Regions from separate parts of the Homo sapiens genome. Here all the other regions are linked to region 3. The links are chromatin contacts, found by Hi-C or POLR2A ChIA-PET in ENCODE. All regions are on one chromosome and are shown on one strand. The core of a region is the stretch at or near the end of the contact, and the rest is flanking DNA. Distances in the headings are between cores, read along the strand shown. Region 1 holds the start of PNPLA8 (patatin like domain 8, phospholipase A2). Region 2 overlaps ATXN7L1 (ataxin 7 like 1). Region 3 holds the start of HBP1 (HMG-box transcription factor 1). Region 4 overlaps SRPK2 (SRSF protein kinase 2). Region 5 overlaps ATXN7L1 (ataxin 7 like 1). Region 6 overlaps ATXN7L1 (ataxin 7 like 1). Region 7 holds the start of PUS7 (pseudouridine synthase 7).

Evidence for each region. Hi-C counts contacts between places; a loop is a spot of excess contacts on that map. ChIA-PET counts read pairs that join two places held with the same protein, here RNA polymerase II (POLR2A). Pooled maps may share reads with other maps.
Region 1: a map of ascending aorta shows a loop between it and region 3 (13-fold over the local background). The contact joins the promoter of PNPLA8 here to the promoter of HBP1 in region 3. A Hi-C loop is called at or near these places in 5 of 168 maps with a recorded cell type or tissue (CD4-positive, alpha-beta T cell, CD4-positive, alpha-beta memory T cell, ascending aorta and 1 more), 7 of 37 single-sample maps with no recorded cell type and 24 of 50 pooled maps. POLR2A ChIA-PET finds 5 or more read pairs at or near these places in 6 of 52 experiments (CD4-positive, alpha-beta T cell, CD8-positive, alpha-beta memory T cell, HepG2 and 3 more).
Region 2: a loop to region 3 is called in a map of B cell, with 5 times the contacts of the local background. The contact joins the enhancer-like site here to the promoter of HBP1 in region 3. A Hi-C loop is called at or near these places in 1 of 168 maps with a recorded cell type or tissue (B cell) and 9 of 50 pooled maps. POLR2A ChIA-PET finds 5 or more read pairs at or near these places in 2 of 52 experiments (Caco-2 and activated CD4-positive, alpha-beta T cell).
Region 4: a pooled map shows a loop between it and region 3 (10-fold over the local background). The contact joins the enhancer-like site here to the promoter of HBP1 in region 3. A Hi-C loop is called at or near these places in 6 of 50 pooled maps. POLR2A ChIA-PET finds 5 or more read pairs at or near these places in 2 of 52 experiments (CD4-positive, alpha-beta T cell and SK-N-SH).
Region 5: a map of B cell shows a loop between it and region 3 (30-fold over the local background). The contact joins the enhancer-like site here to the promoter of HBP1 in region 3. A Hi-C loop is called at or near these places in 2 of 168 maps with a recorded cell type or tissue (B cell and naive thymus-derived CD4-positive, alpha-beta T cell) and 9 of 50 pooled maps. POLR2A ChIA-PET finds 5 or more read pairs at or near these places in 1 of 52 experiments (CD4-positive, alpha-beta T cell).
Region 6: a pooled map shows a loop between it and region 3 (10-fold over the local background). The contact joins the enhancer-like site here to the promoter of HBP1 in region 3. A Hi-C loop is called at or near these places in 3 of 37 single-sample maps with no recorded cell type and 8 of 50 pooled maps. POLR2A ChIA-PET finds 5 or more read pairs at or near these places in 2 of 52 experiments (B cell and activated B cell).
Region 7: a loop to region 3 is called in a map of ascending aorta, with 7 times the contacts of the local background. The contact joins the promoter of PUS7 here to the promoter of HBP1 in region 3. A Hi-C loop is called at or near these places in 5 of 168 maps with a recorded cell type or tissue (B cell, CD8-positive, alpha-beta T cell, ascending aorta and 1 more), 2 of 37 single-sample maps with no recorded cell type and 17 of 50 pooled maps. POLR2A ChIA-PET finds 5 or more read pairs at or near these places in 5 of 52 experiments (CD4-positive, alpha-beta T cell, CD8-positive, alpha-beta T cell, T-cell and 2 more).

What each region holds. Positions count from the first base shown.
Region 1 is chr7:108,524,390-108,527,458 of GRCh38, forward strand. It overlaps PNPLA8 (patatin like domain 8, phospholipase A2), which reads right to left and starts at 1,746. Exons shown (of 11, transcript NM_001256007.3): 1 at 1,640-1,746. It overlaps LOC124901722 (a long non-coding RNA gene), which reads left to right and starts at 2,086. Exons shown (of 2, transcript XR_007060473.1): 1 at 2,086-3,069. RefSeq lists enhancers at 1-203, 883-1,843, 1,615-1,734, 2,025-2,364.
Region 2 is chr7:105,672,830-105,676,012 of GRCh38, forward strand. All of the region lies in intron 3 of ATXN7L1 (ataxin 7 like 1), which reads right to left. Among named protein-coding and RNA genes, the nearest start is that of EFCAB10, 93 kb to the left of the region's middle. RefSeq lists an enhancer at 3,080-3,183. Within about 2 kb of position 1,747, at least 14 of the 41 ENCODE cell types and tissues checked have a DNase peak (open chromatin) inside an H3K27ac peak, as active enhancers do.
Region 3 is chr7:107,167,719-107,170,742 of GRCh38, forward strand. It overlaps HBP1 (HMG-box transcription factor 1), which reads left to right and starts at 1,285. Exons shown (of 11, transcript NM_012257.4): 1 at 1,285-1,467. RefSeq lists silencers at 813-1,386, 1,405-1,504, 1,765-1,984 and an enhancer at 935-1,094.
Region 4 is chr7:105,350,854-105,354,076 of GRCh38, forward strand. The region is part of intron 2 of SRPK2 (SRSF protein kinase 2); the gene reads right to left. It also overlaps the pseudogene LOC124901716. Among named protein-coding and RNA genes, the nearest start is that of SRPK2, 36 kb to the right of the region's middle. RefSeq lists an enhancer at 1,501-1,580. Within about 2 kb of position 1,423, at least 27 of the 41 ENCODE cell types and tissues checked have a DNase peak (open chromatin) inside an H3K27ac peak, as active enhancers do; they include CD4-positive, alpha-beta T cell, where a contact is called at or near this core.
Region 5 is chr7:105,689,821-105,692,820 of GRCh38, forward strand. The region is part of intron 3 of ATXN7L1 (ataxin 7 like 1); the gene reads right to left. Among named protein-coding and RNA genes, the nearest start is that of EFCAB10, 110 kb to the left of the region's middle. RefSeq lists enhancers at 1-105, 106-781, 782-1,457, 1,458-2,133. Within about 2 kb of position 1,396, at least 33 of the 41 ENCODE cell types and tissues checked have a DNase peak (open chromatin) inside an H3K27ac peak, as active enhancers do; they include B cell and CD4-positive, alpha-beta T cell, where a contact is called at or near this core.
Region 6 is chr7:105,808,123-105,811,324 of GRCh38, forward strand. All of the region lies in intron 2 of ATXN7L1 (ataxin 7 like 1), which reads right to left. Among named protein-coding and RNA genes, the nearest start is that of ATXN7L1, 67 kb to the right of the region's middle. RefSeq lists enhancers at 794-863, 984-1,093. Within about 2 kb of position 1,274, at least 8 of the 41 ENCODE cell types and tissues checked have a DNase peak (open chromatin) inside an H3K27ac peak, as active enhancers do.
Region 7 is chr7:105,520,830-105,524,081 of GRCh38, forward strand. PUS7 (pseudouridine synthase 7) reads right to left here and starts at 1,442. Exons shown (of 16, transcript NM_019042.5): 1 at 1,223-1,442. RefSeq lists enhancers at 269-923, 2,207-2,707 and silencers at 466-611, 821-1,570.

The DNA of each region.
Region 1 (3,069 bases), core at 496-2,995, 1.4 Mb after region 3:
AAGACTCTAAAGGAAACAAAACAGGAGAAAAGCCACCCTGAAAAAATCAGGACACTGAAAACCAAGACAGGACCAAATTTTTTCAAGTAATGGATAATGAACAGAATAAAATACTTGAGTACTGCAGAGAAAGATAAGAACTAAGAAATGACTGGCCAGGTGCGGTGGCTCAGGCCTGAAATCCCAGCACTTTGGGAGGCCGAGGCGGGCGGATCACCTGAGGCCAGGAGTTTGAGAGCAGCCTGGCCAACATGGGGAAACCCGTCTCTACTTAAAAAAATTAGCCGGGTGTGGTTGCGCACGCCTGTAAATCCCAGCTACTCGGGAGGCTGAAGCAAGAGAATCGTTTGAACCTTGCAGTGAGTCGAGATCGCACCAAGGCACTCCAGCCTGGGCGACAGAGAGAGACTCCCAACAACAACAAAAAATGGCAGGACAGGAAGGTGTCTATGGCTCAGCATTCTAACTCTGACCTTTTTACAAATATATATTCCATGAGTGAAGCAATATGCAGCTTCAGCACAACCCCTCTAACTGGGGTAAAAAAAAACAACTCAAAGTACAGGCTGTTCTTGTAACAACTTTGCATGTGAAACAAGTGAATAGCTAAACTAGTGAAACTGGCCCTTTCATTCAACATCACTCATTAAAAGGGCGTTTACAAGATTTTAATTTAGTCCTGATATAGAAATAAAAAAAGAGATCAACATTAAGAAAAAGTTGATTATAATTACGAAATAAAAACATGTTCTTATATTGAAAGGACAACTAATTTGCATAAGCAATTTAACAAAATAGCTAAAATGGGCTTGATACAACTGCCTCACAAGGCATAAGCTCTTAATGTTTCACTGTTTAACAGCATTTTCTTAATACACTGAAACATTTGTCATTTTTGAACTCTCAGAAATTAGGACTGCAGAACCAGGATACAACTGTTTTGGAATTGAAAACAGTATTTTAAGCAGGATTATATGATAGTCCCTTATGTCACAACTCTCCTGAGTTTTTCCTATGAGTCACCATTTTAAAGTTATCATTGTATTAGGCGTGGAAAGCAGGTTCCTTCCAGCACAATGATAGAAATGACACAGGGATAGGAAGCACTGCAACACAGTGATTCATACACCTTATCCACTTAAGCAACAGCGGTCAAGGATAGAATCAAATGTGGATGGGGTCAGAAAGAGATTACTGACAAAAAATATCAGGCAGTAGAATCACCAGGTGCACACTGACAGTCGAGAATGATGTAGACTAGGGAAACCCTCCTGAGAGTGACCAGTTAACTACTGGAGAACACTACAGTCCAGGGGAAGGCAGACAGACTCTGGAAAATTGAGGAGGGAGTCGTGGGGATGGGACAGGGGGAGCAGGGCGGGACCTGCGAAACCAAATACGGTTTGCGCTTCTGGGGCAGCAAAGCCCACGGGGGCGGAGGGCGCCGAGTACCAATGAGCTCCAGGACCTGCGGGCTCCTTCCAGCGCCAGCTCCTCCCCAAAGCCTGGCGTGTCCCCACCCTCTCGCTCGGGAAGTGCCCTCCAAAGAAAGAAAGGACGACCCGGAGCGCCGGACAAGGGTCCAGAACGATCAACCAGCCTCCTATCGTCCCGCCCCTGTCCCCTCGCGGCTACTTACCGGGATGCAGGCCGCAGTCACTAGGGCTGCAGCGGCGACTCGCTCGTTCCCGGCAATGACGTCCACTCCAACCGGCCTGCATCAGCTGAGCTTCCAACACAAACACTGGCGCAGCAGCTAGGTCGCCACCCACTCAGCCCCGCCCCGCTCCGCCCCCAGCGGAAGTGACGCGCTAGAAGTTTGGGTCTACCCGCGGGCCGGGGTGAGGATTTTCCGCCTCGCTCAGGCCTCTGCCTCCTTGTCAATCTCCGTTCCTCCCCCGCCCCGAGATATGCGCAATAGAGCATGACGGAGCGCAAGGCGGGAAGCCGCGACAGACGTGTGTGCGTGCGTGCGTGCGTGCGTGATGCGCGAGGCGTGGCTTGCTGGTGGGGCGTGCTGTGCCTTGGTTGGTTGCCGGGTGTGAGAGCGGTGGGACTTCGTTTTGCCTTCCTGGGCGGGACCTCGGAGCAGTGTCCTGGTTTGCTTGTTTGCGGGCCGCTATTCCCTTTCAGCAGAGATAAGCCTCCCTCTCCGCGTCCCTGAAGCCCCTGCCTGCGCTGAGTTCCTTGGAGCTGGGGGCTGCGATACCAGTCTCTTGGAGGGTGGTGCCCGGCGCGGCCGCGCCCCTTTCTCTATATCCATTCCTGGGCATGGCCACCCAGACTAAATGTCACTCAAAAGCGAGTTGACATATATTACTGTATTGGAAGTTAGCATAAACCGCCCCACAAATGGTCCCACACGTAACACATCTTTTTAAAATTGTGGCATTTCATACGTACCACAGGGGCAAACTACAGCCCTCAGGGCAAATCCAGCCCACCGCAGGTTCTGCTGTACTAGGAGCTAAAAATGGGTTTCACATTTTTCAAAGGTTAAAAAAAAAGTTTTGCGACAGATGACAATTATATGACATTCATATTTGTGTCTGCTTTTTAAAGTTTCATTAGAACATAGCTTTGCATTCCTATACATGCTGTTAATTAAAGCTTTTATACTACAATAGCGAATTTGGGTAGTTGCAATAGCCCCTTACCCTCTTGAAGTGACCTTGCAATTACGTTGAGGTCGGGAAAACAGATCAGTTTCAACTAGTTATCAACCTCAAAATGTTATCAAGACTTATACTGTACTCTCAAGGCTTACCCACTACCCATGGGTATGTATGCTTTAGCCCCCTGTAAGGTTATTGTAAAGTCCTTAAGGAAGGGGATTCTTTGACCTGTCAAATGTAGTGGATGTTACCCTGATAGTTGTGTTGTTTTGATTTTTTTAAATCAAGGAGGGAAAGCCAGCTTGCTATGTTCTTGGGACACAGTGTCTGGATTATGTACATCATAATGCCTGGTAAACCCCAGCAGTGGATAAGCCAGACATGTTATTTAGCTACAGGAGAGTTAAAAGATGTATGCACCAATTAAGCCTTACAGGCGTGTGGAAGGAGCTTT
Region 2 (3,183 bases), core at 497-2,996, 1.5 Mb before region 3:
ACCAGTCAGCAGCTCATACCATTGCCTAAGACCTCAATCACAAAGAGTTGGGGGGCCCCAGTACCAAAGAAATGAAAAGCCAAATCCTTTTACTTTTGTGCATTTCCACCACAGGAAGTCCAGGCCAAGGCCTCAGCAGCTGACTGTTTCAAGACCACCTGCTTCCCCACAGCCTCCTTAAACATCCAGGTGCAACTCCAGGGGCAGTCCTGGAGATCAGCCAAGCAGGGAGCTTGCAGACACCAGCTGTCAGCATCCCAAAAATCTGATAGGCGCGGGGAACCCTGGTGTCTCCAGTTTGCTCCCCTCACTCTCTGAAGATAAAATCCATCAGGTTCTCAGGCAATCCCATTTCAGTAAAAATTCAGTGTTCCCTTCCCCATACGCTTATTCATGGAGATATTTTCATACTTGCAGCATCAGTGTCCTGTATTTAAAACCTTAGCACAGATGCCTCATGAATGGCTGAGCCGGCTGCAAATACTCAAGGTGGCTCCCTGCACCATTTTTAGAAAGAACTTGTTGAGAATTTTCCAATATGGCTTTTAAGGGACTAACCCCCTCCCAATAGACTTTGAGCACCACAGTCGCTTGTGGCCTGCCATGGTTGTGTAAGCACACTTGGGCTTAGGCCAGCACCTGGCTTACTCACTTGACAGCATGGAGTCTCCTTCAGCCCCCACTTTTGAGGGCAGGTGCTTGGCAAGTCATTAGCCGGTTTCTATCTTATCAGTGGGTTCAATCTGCTTTTGTAGCTGCAGTCAGGATGCTGCCTATAAACACCCTGATTTCCAAGGGGCCTTCTTCCAAAAGTAAACTGGAGTTGGAGAGAGAGGCAGGGCTGGCACCTTGGCACTGGGAGCCGTGCCAGGAGCCAGGCCAGCTGTACTTACAGCCGCTTGGTGAGGTAACGATTCCCCCCAGCTGTGGAAATGGAGACAGACTGCATTTGAGAAACTTGCCCAAAGTCATAAGACTATTAAGTGGAGGAGCTTGGGCTAGAACCTGGGCCTGTTGTCTCATTTGTCACCATCGTAGTTAGATACTAAACTTACTGCCATGGTGTAAGGGGGGATATTGAATCAGCCTTGCTCAGCAGAGGAGGAAATGAAGACACAGGAAAGTCAGGTGATAGGACAGGCTGCGAATGCAGGCAGAGCTGTGCCAAGCAGTTTCCATGCCAGGAGTGCTTGTGAGCTTTTCTGGAGTGCCCATTCCCTTCTCAGACTGCAGTACCTCTTTAAAAGATGGCAGGGCTGAGGAGCCGAGGAGGCGTTCCTTAAGCAAAGGTTATGCTAGGTCTTCTTTACCCCTCTTCACCTCCTACCCACTGCTGGGCAACATGACCTATCTTGGGCACTAAGTTCTTTTGACAAATATGAGTGTGGGCCTGTGGTCTACACTGTTCACACCAACACCAGCTCAGTTCCCAAATCCCTAGGCTCTGGGATGGTTTCTTCGTCATCTGGTCACCCCATGCACATTCATTCAGTTAGGAGGGAAAGCAGGCTTTCTTGAGTACCTACTATATATCAGGCACTGTGTAAGCTGCTTTTCACTCACCAGCTCATCTACCCAATAACCCTACCATGTGGTATGATACCGTTAGTTGCCTTGTTATAGATGGGGAAATTACTATTATTTTTTTTTCTTCTTAGATATCAGATGGGGGAAATTAAAGCTTAGCAAGATTGTGAAACAAGACCAAGGTCACGCAGACCTCAGCAGCTGGCAGGAAAGCCCAGGCTTGCCTGGCCCCAGAGCCAATGCCCTTTCTACCATGCCACCCTGCCTGGGATGTTCCTTTCCCTCCACGCTTTAGAAATGCAACTGGGATGATTCTTACAAGGGCATTTCCCATTCCAGAGCTGCTGTGAAGTCATGTAACTTAGGATCCTTTTTAACTTTTCCCCTGTGGTGGCATTCCCCCTTCCTCCTCCTCTTCTATTTGTCATTTATACTAAGGTGCAAATTTCTGGCATCACCACTATTGGGCAGGATCTGGGGAGTCCCAGGGGCTTTCCAGGGCCCTGAAATACTTCCATCAGCCCCCAGGGATGCCCTCACAAGACACCTAGACTAGCTAAAAGGAAAAACTACAGAAATAGAATCTGTGGGGAGACAAGCACATGTACACCTTGCCAGCGGTACTTTCAAGGGATTACATTTTTCTGGAGAGCAACCTGGTGATAATAACAGGAACTAAAAAGCATCCATAGCCTTTCATCTGGTAATCTGGTAATGTAAGTTTGGAAAATAGGCCTCCAGGAAATATCCCAAAGGGAAAAAAAAAGTTCAAAGATATTCTCAGCACTGTTTACTACAGTTAAAAAAAAAAATACTACAAGCAACCTGAATAATCCATAATAAAGCAATTGGTAGGAGACAGGTAAGAGAGTTATCTCAACCTAAGAAAATGTATGCAAAATAGTACACTCACATTCACAAGGAAATTCAAAATGGCACAAATAGTATGTAGAGACTAATCACTACTTAAAGAAAAATATTTGAGGCTGGGTGCGGTGGTTCACTCCTGTAATCCCAGCACTTTGGGAGGCCGAGGTGGGTGGATCACTTGAGGTCAGGAGTTTGAGACCAGCCTGGCCAACATGGTGAAAGCCCGTCTCTACTAAAAACACAGAAAAATTAGCCAGGCGTGGTGGTGCATGCCTGTAATCCCCGCTACTCGGGAGGTTGAGGTGGGAGGATTGCTTGAACCTGGGAGGCAGAGGTTGCAGTGACCTGAGATCACGCCACTGCACTCTAGCCTGGTGACAGAATGAGACCCCATCTCAAAAAAAAGAAAAAAAAAAGCACTTGATAAATACATGATGATGAGGAAAAAAGAGAATGATATAAGATGCATTGCTTAATAGGCTCTGTCTTTTTTAAAACTGTTTAAGTTCATCCAAGAAGATAAAAACAGACAACAACAAAACACTAACATATCCTTAAGCAGAAAAGGTGGAAGAGAGAAAGTAGGTGCCAATACAAATGCAGGAAGGAGACAAAAATATGGGTTAAAATGAAAGCTATTTCATTCATTCATTCACTCTTTTTTTTTTTTTTTTCTTAGCATTTCCTTGGCACCTACCATGTGCCAGACACTGGGCTATGAGCCCTGGGTTATTACAGTGATGATACAATAGGTTGCTGTCACTGCTAGACCTTTGTCATCAGAGG
Region 3 (3,024 bases), core at 35-2,534:
GAATGGTAAAGACACCAATTATTGACTAGATGCAGCCGACTGTGAATGGACAGCCATGTTTAAAGAGAAGTTAACTATAAAGCAGGGAAGCGTCTCTGGTGAGTCAGAGAATTCGTAACTTGAGGAACTCCTAGTGGAAATGAAGTGGAAAGACAGTTTCTTTCATCAATGAGAAAACGTCTAGAAGGAAAAGAGGGTTAATAAAACTCACCAGAGAAACTTACTGATAATGATTCACAAATTAAATCAGTTTACGTCATACATTACACCCTTTGTATTACGTTAACCAACGAGCATACTAATCAGTATGGAAAATGCCGCTTTAACTTGCCTCAATTTCGTAATCGCCCGCCCCCGCCCCCGCTTTGTAAATTCTCTAGACTCCAGCTTCTCGCTTGCTCACAGTCCATCCCCCAGCCTCACTCTTCCTGGCACTTAGGTGGCGGCTCAACAAACTTAGGTGAACTGAACAGAGCTGACAAGGCAATCTCAAGTTGCTGTCCTGGGAGTGGTGAGGCAAGGCACAAGAGAAAGGACTTCTAGTTCTTCCCACTGCCAGTGCAGCCCCCAGCATCACTTTCGACCCCTTCGTGCCTGGGGCCGTGATTTGTGGGTGATCAAGTCCCTCGCTAGCCTGCAGTACTTCCGCTGGTGCAGTCATCTCCTTCCCCTCGCACTAAAACAATACCCTGGCCTCCTGCCAAACTCTTGAGCAGCGAGCAACTCTGGCTGTTTATGGCCCGGATTGGGTGCTGCAAGAGGCTTGGGCCGCTCTAAGTGTTAGCAGAGGCCCGGAGGAAAAGAAGAGGCCCAAGCTTTAAAACACTCCCTTCCTCCGCCCCCTCCCTTTTGTCCCAGACACCAAAACAAACGAGCTGATACACGTGTCCCTATGACTCTTGTTTACTATCAAGACTGCGCTGTGCGAGCGCCTCTGGGATACGTAGTCCAGCTCTTCCCCGGCCAGCAGTCTCCCACAGCCAAGGACCAAGGCTTGAGACTACGAACCCACAATCCATTTCGGGGACAAAGTTTGGCTTGGGTCCCCGGACTCTCGGCAATAGTCCAATCCGAAGCACTTACTCTTGTGATTGACATGCCATCTTCTCCAGTAAACACAACACAAAAGTCAATACATGCCCGCCCCCCGAGACGGACCACGGTACCACCCAATGGGAAAGGGGAAGAACCGAATGGCAGTTCTGCAGTCCAATAAGAGGGCGAAAGAGCTGGGCGGGGCTCAACCCCCAGGGGGTTGAGGGGAGGGGGAAGACGAAGCTTGAAAGACTTGGTAATGGCGACGGGTTTGGTAAGTAGGAAAGTTTCGGTTGAGGAGTAAGAGCTGCCGCGGGAGCAGTAACCCGCGCGGGGGAGGCCGACGTCGGTCGGAGAGGGGGTACGAGAGCTGCTGGTGGTGTTGTCGTGGCCGGAGCGGCCCGCGCCTGGGCTGCCGGCACTTCGCGGCAGGTTTGTTGTCTTTCAGTTAGGGAAGAGGTGGGGGTGGGGAAGGGAGGGGCAGGAGCGCGGGGGATTGGGCAGACTGGAGGGCTCGGGTCCTCGTTCCTTCTTCTCGGAGGGTTGCCCTTGGGGTGGGGGCAGTTAACCGTTCGATTGGTGCCCGCGGCGAGCCCACCGGAGCAGCGTCTCCCGCGAGCTCACCTGGGCTTCGGGGCGGCGGCGCTAGGGGGTCTCGGGCGGGGGCCGGGAGGAGGCAGGGGGAGGGCGAAGTTCCGGGCCAGGTCGCGCGGTGGGTGGCCGGGCCGGGTGTGGAGATGGGGCGGGCCAGGGCGGGGGAAGGGGCCGACGCAGCGCCGGGGCTGCCCAGGAAAGTTTGACTTCAACTCCCCGTTTGTGGGCGGAGGGTCGGAGCTTGGCCAGGGGTGGGGGGCTGGCCGGAGGTGGGGGACCCCAGTGAGGCGCCGCCTCCTTCTGGACTGAGGGGGATTCTGGCTGAGCTGAGGAGCTCGCGGAGCCGCTGGGCCCCGGGGCTCATTGTTACGCAGTTCGAATGAATGGGCTCCCAGGCGCCTGCGCGCTGGGGCTGAGCCGAGGGGAAAAACAAGCCCGGAGTCCGGGCTGCGGTCACATGATGGGGGGAAGGGAGGGGAACGCGATGAATGGCGAAAGAGGGTGGGGGATGGACTTGGCGTGAACCGGGAGGCACCGCTCTGTGTGACCCAAAGAGGAGGCTTGGCAGGCGATTCCAGTCTCCGCCTTTCAACCTATGCTGCCACCGCAGGCCGATTGAAACAAAACAAAACAAACCAGGCGAAGTGGACAGCCAGGTTTTTGTAGCTTTAAATGCTGCGTGCTGTCTAGGGTGTTTCACTCTCCGCTGTGCACTCTACACTCGAGTTCATTCTTAGGGAGTTTTCAGCTACAGTCGTTTTTAGAAGGAGCACTGACAGCGAGGTAATACTCAAGTTTTCTGTTTGTTTTGTTTTTGGCTCATGGTGCCACTGATGCCAGGACGAGAGGAGGCTTAGAAAAGGAGTTATACATACTGGGAAGCGATGGAGTCCTACTAACAGCTCGGATGGAGGCTTTAGCTTTATTAATACTTCCCTCTGAATAGCCGTAAGCACTCCTAATAGTGGTTTTGAAATTAAAGGTACTTTTTGAGAATTAGAATAATTTTAACATTGGAAATACTTTTCTGGTCATTTAACAGTGATCTAAATCTGCAATGTATGTCTTGTACTTTTGGTTTTTTTTTGCTATTTTCCTTTATCTTGCAAATGAGTGTGGTAGAGTCGGTCATCTGTTCAGTTGCCTTGGTTAAACTCAGTTCTTGCAAGGTAGACAGTAGTTGACAAAATTTCAAGGAAATTTGAATTATATTGAGAATTAAATCCACTCCCTAAAGTTTTTGGGTTATGTTATACTTTTGAGGAGCCGTTTAACCACTTTAAAGCAAAATATTGTTTGTGCTTTCTCTACTGATAAATTATAGAATGAAGTTTTGATTTCACTTTCTAGTTTCATCTTAGTTTTGTAAACCTACTTATCTTTTCTGTCTCGAAA
Region 4 (3,223 bases), core at 173-2,672, 1.8 Mb before region 3:
ACATGGCTATTAAGCCATTACACAGCAGGATTAGGGTAAGAAGCCACGTCTGCCAGCCAACCCTATACTACATTAAAGTTTACAGAGCCTATCTTACGCGCTTTATCTATTTGCTACCACCCTGTGATATGATTTGAATGTTTATCCCATCTGAAACTCACGTTAAAACTTAATCCCCAATGTGGGTATTATGAGGCAGGTCTTTAAGAGGTGACTGTGTCATGACGGTTCTGCCCTCATGAATGGAACCTATTCATGGATTAATGAGTTAACGAATTTTAACGGATTATCCTGGGAGTGCGACTGGTGGCTTTATAAGAGGAAGAGACCTGAGCTAGCACACTCAGCCCCCTAACCATGTGATACTCTAGGCCACCTTGGGACTCTGCAGAGTCCCCACCAGCAAGAAGGTCCTCATTAGATGCACCCCTTGACCTTGGCCTTCCCAGCATGCAGAACTGAAAGAAATAAATTCCTTTTCTTTATAAATTACCCAGTCTTAACCAGGCCCACCCCTGGTTAAGGATGGGCAACAGGCTCACCCCTGTAATCCCAGCACTCTGGGAGGCTGAGGAGGGCGAATCACCTGAGGTCAGGAGTTTGAGACCACCCTAGGTGACAGAGTTACACTCCGTCTCAAAAATAATAATAATAATAATAAATCACCGGCCGGGCGCAGTAGCTCACACCTGTAATCCCAGCACTTTGGGTGGCCGAGGCAGGAGGATCACCTGAGGTCAGGAGTTTAAGACCAGCCTTGCCAAAATGGTGAAACCCCATCTCCACTAAAAATACAAAAAATTAGCTGGGTGTGGTGGCCGGCACCTATAATCCCAGCTACTCGGGAGGCTGAGGCAGCAAAATCGCTTGAACCCGGGGGGCGGAGGCTGCAGTGAGCCAAGATTGTGCCATTGCACTCCAGCCTGGGAGACAAGAACAAGACTCCATCTCAAAAAAAAAAAAAAAGAAGAAGAAGAAGAAGAAGAAATAAATAACCCAGTCTCAGAAATTCAGTTACTGCAACAGTAAACAGACTAAGACACCCTTATAATCCACTGTAAAGCAGGCTGTGCAGTTTGATGATCCCCAGTCTCAGAAATTCAGTTACTGCAACAGTAAACAGACTAAGACACCCTTATAATCCACTGTAAAGCAGGCTGTGCAGTTTGATGATCCTATTTTCCTAGAGAAAATAAGAGATTCAGGAAGGATGAATCATTCCCTCCCTATGGAGCAAGCAGCAGAGCTGGGTCTAGAATCCCCGTCTTTTAACTCTTCACCACTGTTTCTCCTCCTCAATATGCTTAGCTAGTGTGGTGGTTTCAAAAATATGTTCACAAATTACTTAATTTGCATCTCTTCAAAGGGCAGAACCTGAACTCTCCCTTGAGTGTGGGCTGTACCCAGTAACTCCCTTCTAACAAACGTGGCAGAAGTGGCAGTGTGAGGTCTTCTAAGGGTGTGTTATAAAAATGTAACCGCAGCTTCCTCCTTGCTCCCTCTTGATGAAGCCAGCTGACATGTTGTGAGAACATTCAAGAAGAGGTCCACAGAGCAACAGGCAAGGCCTCCTGCCAACAGCCTGGAAGCAGATCCTCCAGCCTCAGCCAAGCCTTCAAAATGACTGCAACCCTGAGCCAGAACCACCCCACTCAACTGCTTCCAAATTCTTAACCCACAGAAACTAAGATGATAAATGTTGCATTAAACCACTATGCTTCACAGTAACTTGTTATGTGGTAATAAATAGCTAATACAACTAGGGGCTGGGTGTGGTGGCTCACGCCAGTAATCCCAGCACTTTGGGAGGCCAAGGTGGGCAGATTACTTGAGGTCAGGGTATCGAGACCAGCCTGGCCAACATAGTGAAACCCAGTCTCTTACTAAAAATACAAAAATTAGCTGGCTGTGGTGGCGCACGCCTGTAATCCCAGCTACTCGGGAGGCTGAGGCAGGAGAATTGCTTGAACCCAGGAGATGGAGGTTGCATGAGCCAAGATTGCACCAGTGCACTCCAGCCTGGGTGACAGAGCGAGACTCTATCTCAAAAGAAAAAAAAAAAAGCTCTTGGCTAGTCATCAGAATTACATGATCCCTCCCTTAATTTCACACAGTAAATGCCAGTACCTCTATTGGTTAACATTCTATTCCACCTTGTGTCACTGCTAGTTGTTTACCTGCCTATCTCTGAGACTAAGTCATAAATCCCTTATTATCTAAGGTTCAATTTTCTCATCAGTAAAATGAAAGGGTTAGATTAAGTAATTGCTAAGGAACTCCCAACTCCAAAGTTCCATAAGGATGACTCTTAATTGAAAAAAGTAAGATAGCACAGTTGTAAGCTTCGACTTGGTAGTTTTAAATCTCAGCTCTACAACCTATCAGCTCTAAACAATGGGCCTGCTGCTGAACATTTCTGTGCCTCAGTTCCTCATCTGTAAAATGAGAATAATAGTGCTGTTAGAATTCTTCCAGGTAATGGTTTTGTTTTTTTGTGTTTTTTTTTGAAACAGTCTCCCTCTGTCACCCAGGCTGGAATGCAGTGGTGCAATCATGGCTCACTGCAGCCTTGACCTCCTGGGCTCAAGCAATCCTCCCATCTCAGCCTCCCAAGTAGCTGGGATTACAGGAGCGTGCCATCCAGCCCAGTTTGTTGTTGTTGTTGTTGTTGTTGTTGTTGTTGTTGTTGTTTGGTGGAGACAGGGTTTTGTCACGTTGCTCAGGCTGGTCTCAAACTCCTGAGCTCAAATGATCCGCCTTCTTTGGCCTCCCAAAGTGATGGGATTACAGACTGCCTTCAAGCAAATTCATCAGGCCCATGTTCCTGAATGCCCCAAGGTGAGCAGTAAGGAACAGAAAAACACTTTCCTTCTCCAGAAAATCCCACTCCTGAGCTGATAGGAGGGGATCTCAGAAAGAATCATCACAAAAGACAGGACAAACTAAAGAAGCTGGCAGACTTTTTTAATTCTTCCCAGTACAAACTGGAACTAGACATGCAGAGAGCCTTCCTAAAGGCAACGCCCAAATCCCACGTGAGGCCAAACTTCTCCCCAGGGAGACTGAGAGCCAATGTTCTTATCATAACACTCCTCCCCACAGTGCACCCACAGACAAGGAAGCCTGAGCAGTTGTGGCTGTCACACAACAGATGCAGCGTTCAGGCCAGAACCTTCCAGGACCTTCCTCTTTGCTGGCCCAACAGCTGCTGCATCTGCCTGGC
Region 5 (3,000 bases), core at 146-2,645, 1.5 Mb before region 3:
CAGCTCCCCTGTATGAGCCAGGCCCCAAAGCCAGGCTTTTCCTACTAGGACCAAAGGGCTGGACTTGGCCCCCACCAGCTCAGTGGGGCCAGTGTGAGAAAGCACAGGACAGACTCTAAACGTCAAAGGCCTAAAGCAAGGAAGCCTCATCATTATTCTCTGCAAGGTTAAAGGAGACAGGGCACTTCTTTTTTTATTTTTGAGACGGAGTTTCGCTCTTGTTGCCCAGGCTGGAGTGCAATGGCGCGCTCTCGGCTCACAGCAACCTCCGCCTCCTGGGTTCAAACAATTCTCCTGCCTCAGCCTCCCGAGTAGCTGGGATTACAGGCATGTGCCACCATGCCCAGCTAATTTTTGTATTTTTCGTAGAGACGGGGTTTCTCCATGTTGGTCAGGCTGGTCTCGAACTCCCGACCTCAGGTGATCCGCCCGCCTCAGCCTCCCAAAGTGCTGGGATTACAGGCATGAGCCACCGCGCCCAGCAAAAAAAAGCATTCATATGAATGAGAGAAACATGGAGGAGAAAAGAAAGCCTCTCTTGGCAGCACTCAGCAGTTAGAACTATGTCAAGCCTCATCCTAATGGTCACATTTACCACCTTGGAAATTTCCGTTTTCACTGTCCGTTCTCATTCATGTGATGCTGGGGGTGGGGTTGGACCCATCTGTGTGGGACTCAAGGTCTTGGATCTAAGCAGACCCGCTCCTCAGAAGGCCTTCCGTGAGGCCTAAATGATGTTTGTCGTCTTCTCCTTCTTTTGCGATTTGTTTAGTTTAAAATATTTAACCCGAGGCACAATGAAGTGTCTCATTTACAAGGTTCTCCCGGACCATTAGACTGGGACTCCACATTCATTATGCTGATGAACGCGCTACTTACTCATGCAAATTCCAAGAGCGGCAGACTCAGAGATGGGAGGTGCTCAAGGTACGATATCAAGGGCTGATTTAATTACACAGCCATTCAGTGGGACAAGCACGGCAATTTTTAGCCAACTGTTCTAGTAAATATTACGGGAAACCCTTTTATAGAGTGCTAATTCCGGCTTAGTGTTTTCGCTAAGCTTTAGTTCTTACTCAAACATGCACACGGGCCCCCAAAGATGCTACCACCAGGCCAGAAAATCACACAGATAAAGCATGAGCCCATATGCCATCTTGCAGTCAATCATCCTTTTAAAAATGTTATAAATGTCTGCATATCACTGTCATTTAGGTGGGGACAAACTAAGGTCCAGTAACTTCCCTGTGTCTGTTCTTCCTCCGTCCCCCTCCCCCGTGACTCTGAGTCCTGCAGACCAGCCCTTGGGCATGTTTTGGGTCACCAAATGCCACTGCTCCCAGGAGTTTGACAAAACAACCGCTGTAAACTCATTTCAGACGTTTGAAACAATACCCAATCACTGCATCCACCCTCGAGGAGCGCCCCAGAGGAAATGGCATCATTACTTTCATTTTACTCCGTTTGTGAACGACTAAAGGAAAACAACACGTCCTAGGACTCTCGGGAACGTTATTAAGTGACCCCTAAGAAATTAATCATCAAGAGCTAAAATAACCCTCTGCTGCACATACACCGCCGTTTCTCTAAGTGGAGAAACAAATTTCACTTTCCACAGTTGGAACAGAAACTCTTATGCATCCCCGTTTCTTCAAAAAAAAGTCTATAAATAACCTAGGATCAGCAAAATTATGCAAAACATCCTGCTAGAAGAAGAAATGTAAACTAAAACCACTTACAGAGAGACTCAGGCTGCCAACTTAATCTGATGCTACGACGACTGTAAACATGTTGTACTTTTGGAACCTGAAGCGATCCACATTAGCACGGATGTCAGTAAAAAAAAAAAAAAGAAAAAAAAAAAGAGAGAGAGAGAGAAAGAAAAAGGAGGGAAAAAAATCGCAACGACTAAACAACAACAAAAGCCCAGCCCCAAACAGAGCAACGTGATACGGTATTCTGCACGGTGCACAGCCCGACGGCTGACCAGCTGCAGTCAATACCAGCTATCCGCGCTTGCACACGCCAACTGTTTTGACTACACGCACTTGTTAAACACGGAGTTTCAGGTCCTACCAGTTGGACACCAGAAGTTCATAGAACTGACCCAGTGCCAAGAACAACAAGCACAGAAAGCGAACCGGCTGCCTCGTGCGGGTGTTTTTGTTAACTGTTTATGCAAGCCCCAAAGCAATTGGGTAACAATTACGAATAAAAAAGAACTTAAATTACAAAAGCAAAAGATTACCACCTTGAAGGAAATGTAGATATTGGCAGCTGAAGGACAGACGTCATGCTACTTTATTGGTGGGGTGGGTGGGTAGTTTTCAGAGAGAACTGGTTGGGGGAGGGGGAGGTGTCACATGACACACTGCGGTTATTAGCAGAAGGAACTGGGTGCTTCCTCGAAGCATCTTTTAGAGATTGACTTAGATTTTGCAAATGTGGAGGCTTTGCTGCACATGTGGGGGTGATGGCAGGAGCACTAGAATTTGTCAGTTGGTAAATCCCATAGGAGAAGAAAGGGACATGCTGGATGAATTTCTTTCTTTCCTTCCTTCCTTCCTTCCTTCCTTCCTTCCTTCCTTCCTTCCTTCCTTCCTTCCTCCCTCCCTCCCTCCCTCCCTTCCTTCCTTCTTTTTTTGAGATGGAGTCTGGCTCTGTCACCCAGGCTGGAGTGCAATGGCGCTATCTTGGCTCACTGCAACCTCTGCCTCCTGGGTTCAAGCAATTCTCCTGCCACAGCCTCCTAAGTAGCTGGGATTACAGGCATGCACCACTACGCCTGGCTAGTTTTTGTATTTTTGGTAGAGATGGAGTTTTGCCATGTTGGCCAGGCTGGTCTCGAACTCCTGACCTCAAGCGATCAACCCGTCTCAGCCTCCCAGAGTGCTGGGATTACAGGTATGAGCCACCGCACCCAGCTCTTTCTTTTTTAGAGACCTTTTGCTCTGCCACCCAGGCTGAAGTGCAGTGGTGCCATCAGAGCTCACTGCATCC
Region 6 (3,202 bases), core at 24-2,523, 1.4 Mb before region 3:
GGCCTTTATATACCTTCTCCCCAGGACACACAGGGCCTGCAGGCAGCCCTGGTGGGTGCCAGGTTACTTAGGGACAAGGTGACAGTGGCATGCTTTTGCCATTTGTCCCCAGCCAAGTGTTTTTCCACTGATGTGAAAGGAAAAAGATAATTTCTCTAGTGAGCCCTACTGCAAAGACTCTGAGGCAGCATTTCATCAAAGGGTGCTGGGAAGCACTGGGGAGACAGCAAAACCCAAAAACCTCCAGCTCCACTCAGCAAGGAGCTTGCTGCTTCTGTTTCCAGAGAGGCGGAAAAATGAATGAGCACTCAGGAAAGCCAACCTGATCAGTGGCACTTTGATAAGATGACAAAATTGCTCCCTCCTCCAGTCCAAATCCACTCTCTGTGGTGAACTATTATGGGAAGGAAGCATCAACTAATTAGAAGCATCTCTGGGACATGAGAAAAATCAGCACCTAAAATGCCTAAGCAGAGAGAATTCCTTGTTAAGAAGAGAGAAAACAAAACAAAAAACTGCTAGGATGTCACTTTGCCCAAGCATATTTATAAAGGGAGGAGGAGATAAGAATTAATTGGGACAGGAGCTTCTACCTAAGTGACATAAAAGACACAATTATTTTTGCTGCTTTTACAGATCAAGTGCCCCTTCCAGGTGGGGATAGAGCCCTGGCACCACCCACCATTTTGAAAAATGACTTTTAGTCTTCCGTAGTTCTAACTAAGCTTGAAATTAAGATGGTTCTTTTGTTTACTCCCCCTGTTGGGGAAGCTCTAACCACCTATCAAAAACACCAATGTCTGGATTATTTATTTCTCATTGTCCAACCTACGGGGCATAGAAGAGTTTTATGAAGCCAACATGTGAGGCGTTTCTCCCAAAGAAGCGTGGATGCACCTCCCCATATTGCAGAGCCCTTTTATACTATGGTCCTTTGATAATCTGGATTTTGACAGACAGAACTAATGCCTGACTTGGAGCAGGACAAAGAGCCCTGGAAGTCAGAGGCTTCATTCTTGTCACCCTCTTTCCTTTATAAGCTGCGAGCACTTGGGTAAGTCCCTTAACCTTGAGAAAATTCAATAAAACAAAGGGTTAGTGACTAATATATTACATCCTTTTTAAAAAACAAGTTGTGGTTTAAAAAGCCCCATATAACATGAGATCTACTGTCTTAACACATCTGTGAGTGTATAGTACAGTATTGTTAACCATAAGCACACTGTTGTAAAGCAGATCTCTAGAACTGACTCAGCTTGCACTACTGAAACTCCACGCCCACTGAGCAGCAACCTCACTTCCTCCTTCCTCCGGCCCCTGGCACTCAACCATTCTATGTTCTGCTTCTACGAGTCAACTGCCTTAGATACCTCATATCAGTGGAATCAGGCAGTATTGGTCCTTTATGACTGGCTTATTTCATTTAGCATAGTGTCCTCAAGGTTCAAATATATATCCTTACAATGATACTGACATGGTACTCACTGTTTCCATGGTAAGTGGTTACATATATTAACGTATTTAGCCCTCACAGAAACCCTTCAAGGTAAGGTGGCATGATTATCTCCTTTTGATAGATGAGGAAACTGAGGCAAAGGGAGGTGAAGTGAGGTGCCTATGCTTACCTGCTGTGTAAGTGGCTCCAGACTCCTTTTTTTTTTTTTCCAAGACAGGGTCTCACTCTGTTGCCCAGGCTAGAGCATAGTTATGCTATCATAGCTCACTGTAGCTTTGACCTCCTGGGCTCAAGTGATCCTCCCAACTCAGCCTCCCAAGTAGCTGGGACGAAAGGCACATGCCACCACATCCACCTAATTTTTTAAATTTTTTGTAGAGACGAGGTCTCACTATGTTGCCCAGGCTGGCCTCGAATTCCAGGACTCAAATGATCCTCCAGCCTTGGCCTCCCAAAGTGTTGAGACTACAGGTGTGAGCCACCACACCCAGCCCAGACTCCATTCTCTTGAACATAACACCATGTTCTTTCTGTACAGTTTAAAATTTCTATTTTAGCAAGTAGGCTCACAGAGATACTGAAGTCACTGAGGAAGATGGCAAAAGATGGGGCAGGGAGGATAAACGAGATGTGGTGTTGGAGAGATCTACCCTTGTATAGTTCAGAGTGGTCTTTCACAGCAGGAAGAGGATGGCCTTGGAGCCAGGGAGACCTGGGCCCAGTCCTGGCTCTCCCTTGCTCTAGGCCCTTGGGAAACACCAGTCACCAAAACTGGCAAGACCCTTGCCTTGTAGACATCACATGCTAGCAGGTGAGACAAACAACAAACAATAAGTATTCCCAATAATGTCTGCTATAGAAAGGGTAAAGTGTTATAAAAAAACAAACAAACAAAACACTGGTGCTGGGAAGGCTGGCTGGAATTGTAAAAAGGGTGCCACTGAGAAGGTGATATCTGAGCAGACTAGAAGAAGGTGAGAAGGTAGATTGTGAGGCTGGAGCACATCTAGGGGATGGTGTTCCGCACAGAGGGAAGAGCTAGTGCAAAGGTCCAGAGAAGGGGAGAGCCTAGGACGTATGAGGGAGAGCAAAGAAGCCAGCCTGTGTGCAGGAGCCAACGCGAGCCAGCGTAGAGGCACTGAAGCCGGGGATGGCATGGGGGCGGCGGAAAGGCTGTGCCAGTGACTCTGAGTGGTGTGGGAAGCTATGCAGGCTTTTGAGCAGAGGAGTGACATGAACTGATACTTGGCTTTTATAGTAATTTAGGTGATGGTGGCTCAGATCAGGGCAGCAGAAGTGGAGGTGGGAGAAGCAGTTGGTTTTGAACCTAACCTGTTTCCTAGTGGACTAGATGTGGATGGGAGAAAAAGATGGGAGTCAAGGATGACACCAAGAGTTCTGTCCAAAGCAACTGGAAGAATGAAGTGGCTATCAGCTAACCTAGAAAGGCCACAGATGAAGAAAGTTACGGGGTCCCTGAAAAGATATGGTGAAGTCCTATCCCCAATACTTGTGAATGTGGTCTTATTTGGAAACAGCGTCTCTGCAGAAGTGATCAAGTTAAGATGAGGTCATTAGGGTGGGCCTTAATCCAATATGACTGGCGTCCTTATACGACGAGGAGAAGAGACACAGACAGGCCTGGAGATGATGTGAAGGTGGACAGGGAGAACACCATGTGATAAAGGAGGCAGAGCCGGGAGTGACACAGCTATAAGACATGGAAAGCCAAGGATGGCTAGCCAC
Region 7 (3,252 bases), core at 192-2,691, 1.6 Mb before region 3:
GAGTTTGAGGCCAGGCTGGGCAACACAGCGAGACCCTGTGTGGTGGCACATGCCTATAGTCCCAGCTACTTGGGAGGCTGAGGTGAGAGGATTGCTTGAGCCCAGGAGTTCAAGGCTGCAGTGAGCGATGATCACGCAACTGCACTCCAGCCTGGGCAACAAGAGCAAAATTCTGTCTCAAAAAAATTAAAAAAATAAAAATAAAAAAACCAAAAACATGTTCACAAGGAGTTGTTAAGTACGTACTGTTGGCTACTTTCCTAATGTTTGAACCTAACAATTGCCTAACCAACCCCTTTTCAATAGTGTTGTACAGTCTGATTTTCGACAGATCCCTCAATAGTCGAGGCTCCCCCAGGCCAATGGGGCATAGTCATTTCATAGATGATTAGAGGCTTGGGGATGGGGGGGAGGGAACCTTAGTAACCCTTTATTTTTGGAATGGAAAAAAAAAGTAGTCTGACGGGACCAAATATTTTAAAAACTAAACTCTTTGCCAACCCTACTCGGCAGGCAACGAAGGTGTGCTTCTAAACACCTCTGCGCAGGGCTGACGAGGAGGACTCGAATTTCAGCTTGCACAGCAGCACCTCCATCCACTCGTTAAGCATTCACCCAGCTTGAGGGCTGGAGAAAGCACTCTGAGTCTGCAGCCCGTCCACTCCTACTCTGGGAAATGCATACAAAGCAAGCAGTCCCCAGAGCCCGCGTGGCGCCTAGTAGGCTCCCAGTGAGCGGCGACGCAGGACACAGGGGTGGAACACGTGGGCTGGACCCACAGAAGGCAGGCGCGGCGAAGCAGTGGCACCGTGAAGGGCTTCAGGGCCAGTGTTCCTCTGACGGAGGGACAAGAGTTTAGGGAGCGTCCGGGGCAAAGAAAGGGAGGAGTGGGAAGGGGGCCCCCGGGGGACAGCGCCGCGCGGGGAGGAGGGGAGCGCTCGGGCGCGGCGCCTCCGGACGACTGGCCGGGCAGAGCGGAGCGGGGAGCGGGGAGCGGAGAGCGGCGCCTGCACCGCCGAAGCGCAGGACCCACTGGGTTCCAACCGTGCTCCCGCTGGCACGATCCATAATGGAGGCGCCGCGGGCTCTGACCACTGCGGGGCCGCCTTCCCAGTCCGCCTTCCCAGTCCGCACTGCCTCTTGGGGCGGGGCCCTGGGGCTGGGGCTGGGGCCAGGGCCAGGCCGAGGAGCCCCGGCGGCCGCGGGGAGGCCGCGCACTTACCCGGAGCCTGGGAGCGCGGGCGCGGCGTGAGCTGGGCGGCGAGGTGGCCAGCGCTCTGGTTGGGACGCAAGAGAGCGGCGAAGGCCACTTGGATGAGCCAGCGGCTAGGGCGGCCAGGCAAAAGCAGCGCTTTCCGCGCGGAGGACCAGATGCGCTCCAGCCGACTCACCGGCGGCCGGGCTCGCACACGTGCGGCGCAGCGACGCGCCGCGGCCCGACTGGACCCGCCCCGGGGGCGGAGTCCGCTCCCTGCCGCCGGCCCCGCCCCCGGCCCACCCACTCGGAGCGGCCTGCAAGCCAGGGAGCGCCCCAACGCGGACTCCCAGCCTACGCGCGTTCACCCTGGACCTTCCTCGCGACCGCGCCTGAGTCGCACCAGCGGCAGAGAGCGATTTCACCAAGCATCTAAGAGTTCTTTAGATCTTTAGGAAGTCTAAGGCAGCGATTGCCTCCTTTGGTGTTATATTCTAAGTGTTTCCTTCACATAGTTGTGGCCCTTTCACGTTGCACCGACCACGCAGTTGACAATAATGGAAAGAGAATCACTTTAGGGACTAAATATTGTTCTACATTTGATCCTGGGAATGTAGTGGATCTAAAAGCACCATCTTCCTACTTCTTACCGCTCTGGCTTGATGGCTTGCCATAGGATCTGCTTCAAGAAACCGGATCATAGGTTTTTTTTGTTTTGGTTTGGTTTGGTTTTGACAGAGTCTCGCTCTGTCGCACAGGCTGGAGTGCGGTGGCGTGAACACAGTTCACTGCAGCCTCGACCTCCCAGGCTCAAGCAATCCTCCCACTTCAGTATCCCAAGTAGCTGGGACTACAGGTGCATCCCACCGCACCCAGGCTAATTTTTTTGGGGGTGGGGGGTAGAGACAAGATTTCACTATGTTGCCCAGGCTCTAATAGTTTTTTTGCTTTTTGTTTGTTTGTTTGTTTTTTGAGACGGAGTCTTGCTCTGTCGCCCAGGCTGGAGTGCAATGGCGCGATCGCTGCTCACCGCAACCTCCGCCACCCGGGTTCAAGCGATTCTCCTGCCTCAGCCTCCCGAGTAGCTGGGATTACTGGCGCACGCCACCATGCCCGGCTTATTTTTTGTATTTTTAGTAGAGTACGGGGTTTCACTATGTTGGCCAGGCTGGTCTCGAACTCTTGACTTCGTGATCCGCCCGCCTCCGCCTCTGTGTTGAGATTACAGGCGTGAGCCACCGCTCCCAGCCTCTAATAGTTTTTCCGTTTTGTTTTATTTTGTTTGAGAGAGAGTCTCACTCTGTTGCAGGGTTCAAGCGATTCTCCTGCATCAGCCTCCCGAGTAGCTGGGCCTACGAGTGCTTGACATCATGCCAGACTAATTTTTTTGACGGGGTTTTTGCCTGTTGGCCTTGAACTCCTGACCTCAAGTGATTTGCCTGCCTAGGCCTCCCAAAGTACTGGGATTATAGGCATGAGCCACCATGCCCTGCCCAATTTGTTTTTTTGTTTTGTTTTTTACACAATGAAATATACTATTACCGGCCGGGCGCAGTGGCTCACGCCTGTAATCCCAGCACTTTGGGAGGCCGAGGTGGGCGGATCATGAGGTCAGGAGTTTGAGACCAGCCTGGCCAACATGGTGAAACCCCGTCTCTACTAAAAATACAAAAAATTACCCAGACGTGGTGGCACGCGCCTGTAATCCCAGCTACTTGGGAGGCTGAGGCAGGAGAATCGCTTGAACTCAGGAGGCGGAGGTTGCAGTGAGCTGAGATCGCACCATTGCACTCTAGCTTGGGCAACAAGATGGAAACTCTGTCTCAAAAAAAAAAAAAGAAATATATTATTACCATACAATTCAGCAATTACACTCCTTGATATTTACCTAAAGGAGTTGAAAACTATGTTCACACAAAAACCTGCACAAGTATGTTTATAGCTGCATTATTCATAATTGCCAAAACTTAAGGACGGGCCGGGTATGGTAGCTCACGCCTGTAATTCCAGCACTTTGGGAGCCCGAGGTGGGCAGATCACGATGTCAGGAGTTCAAG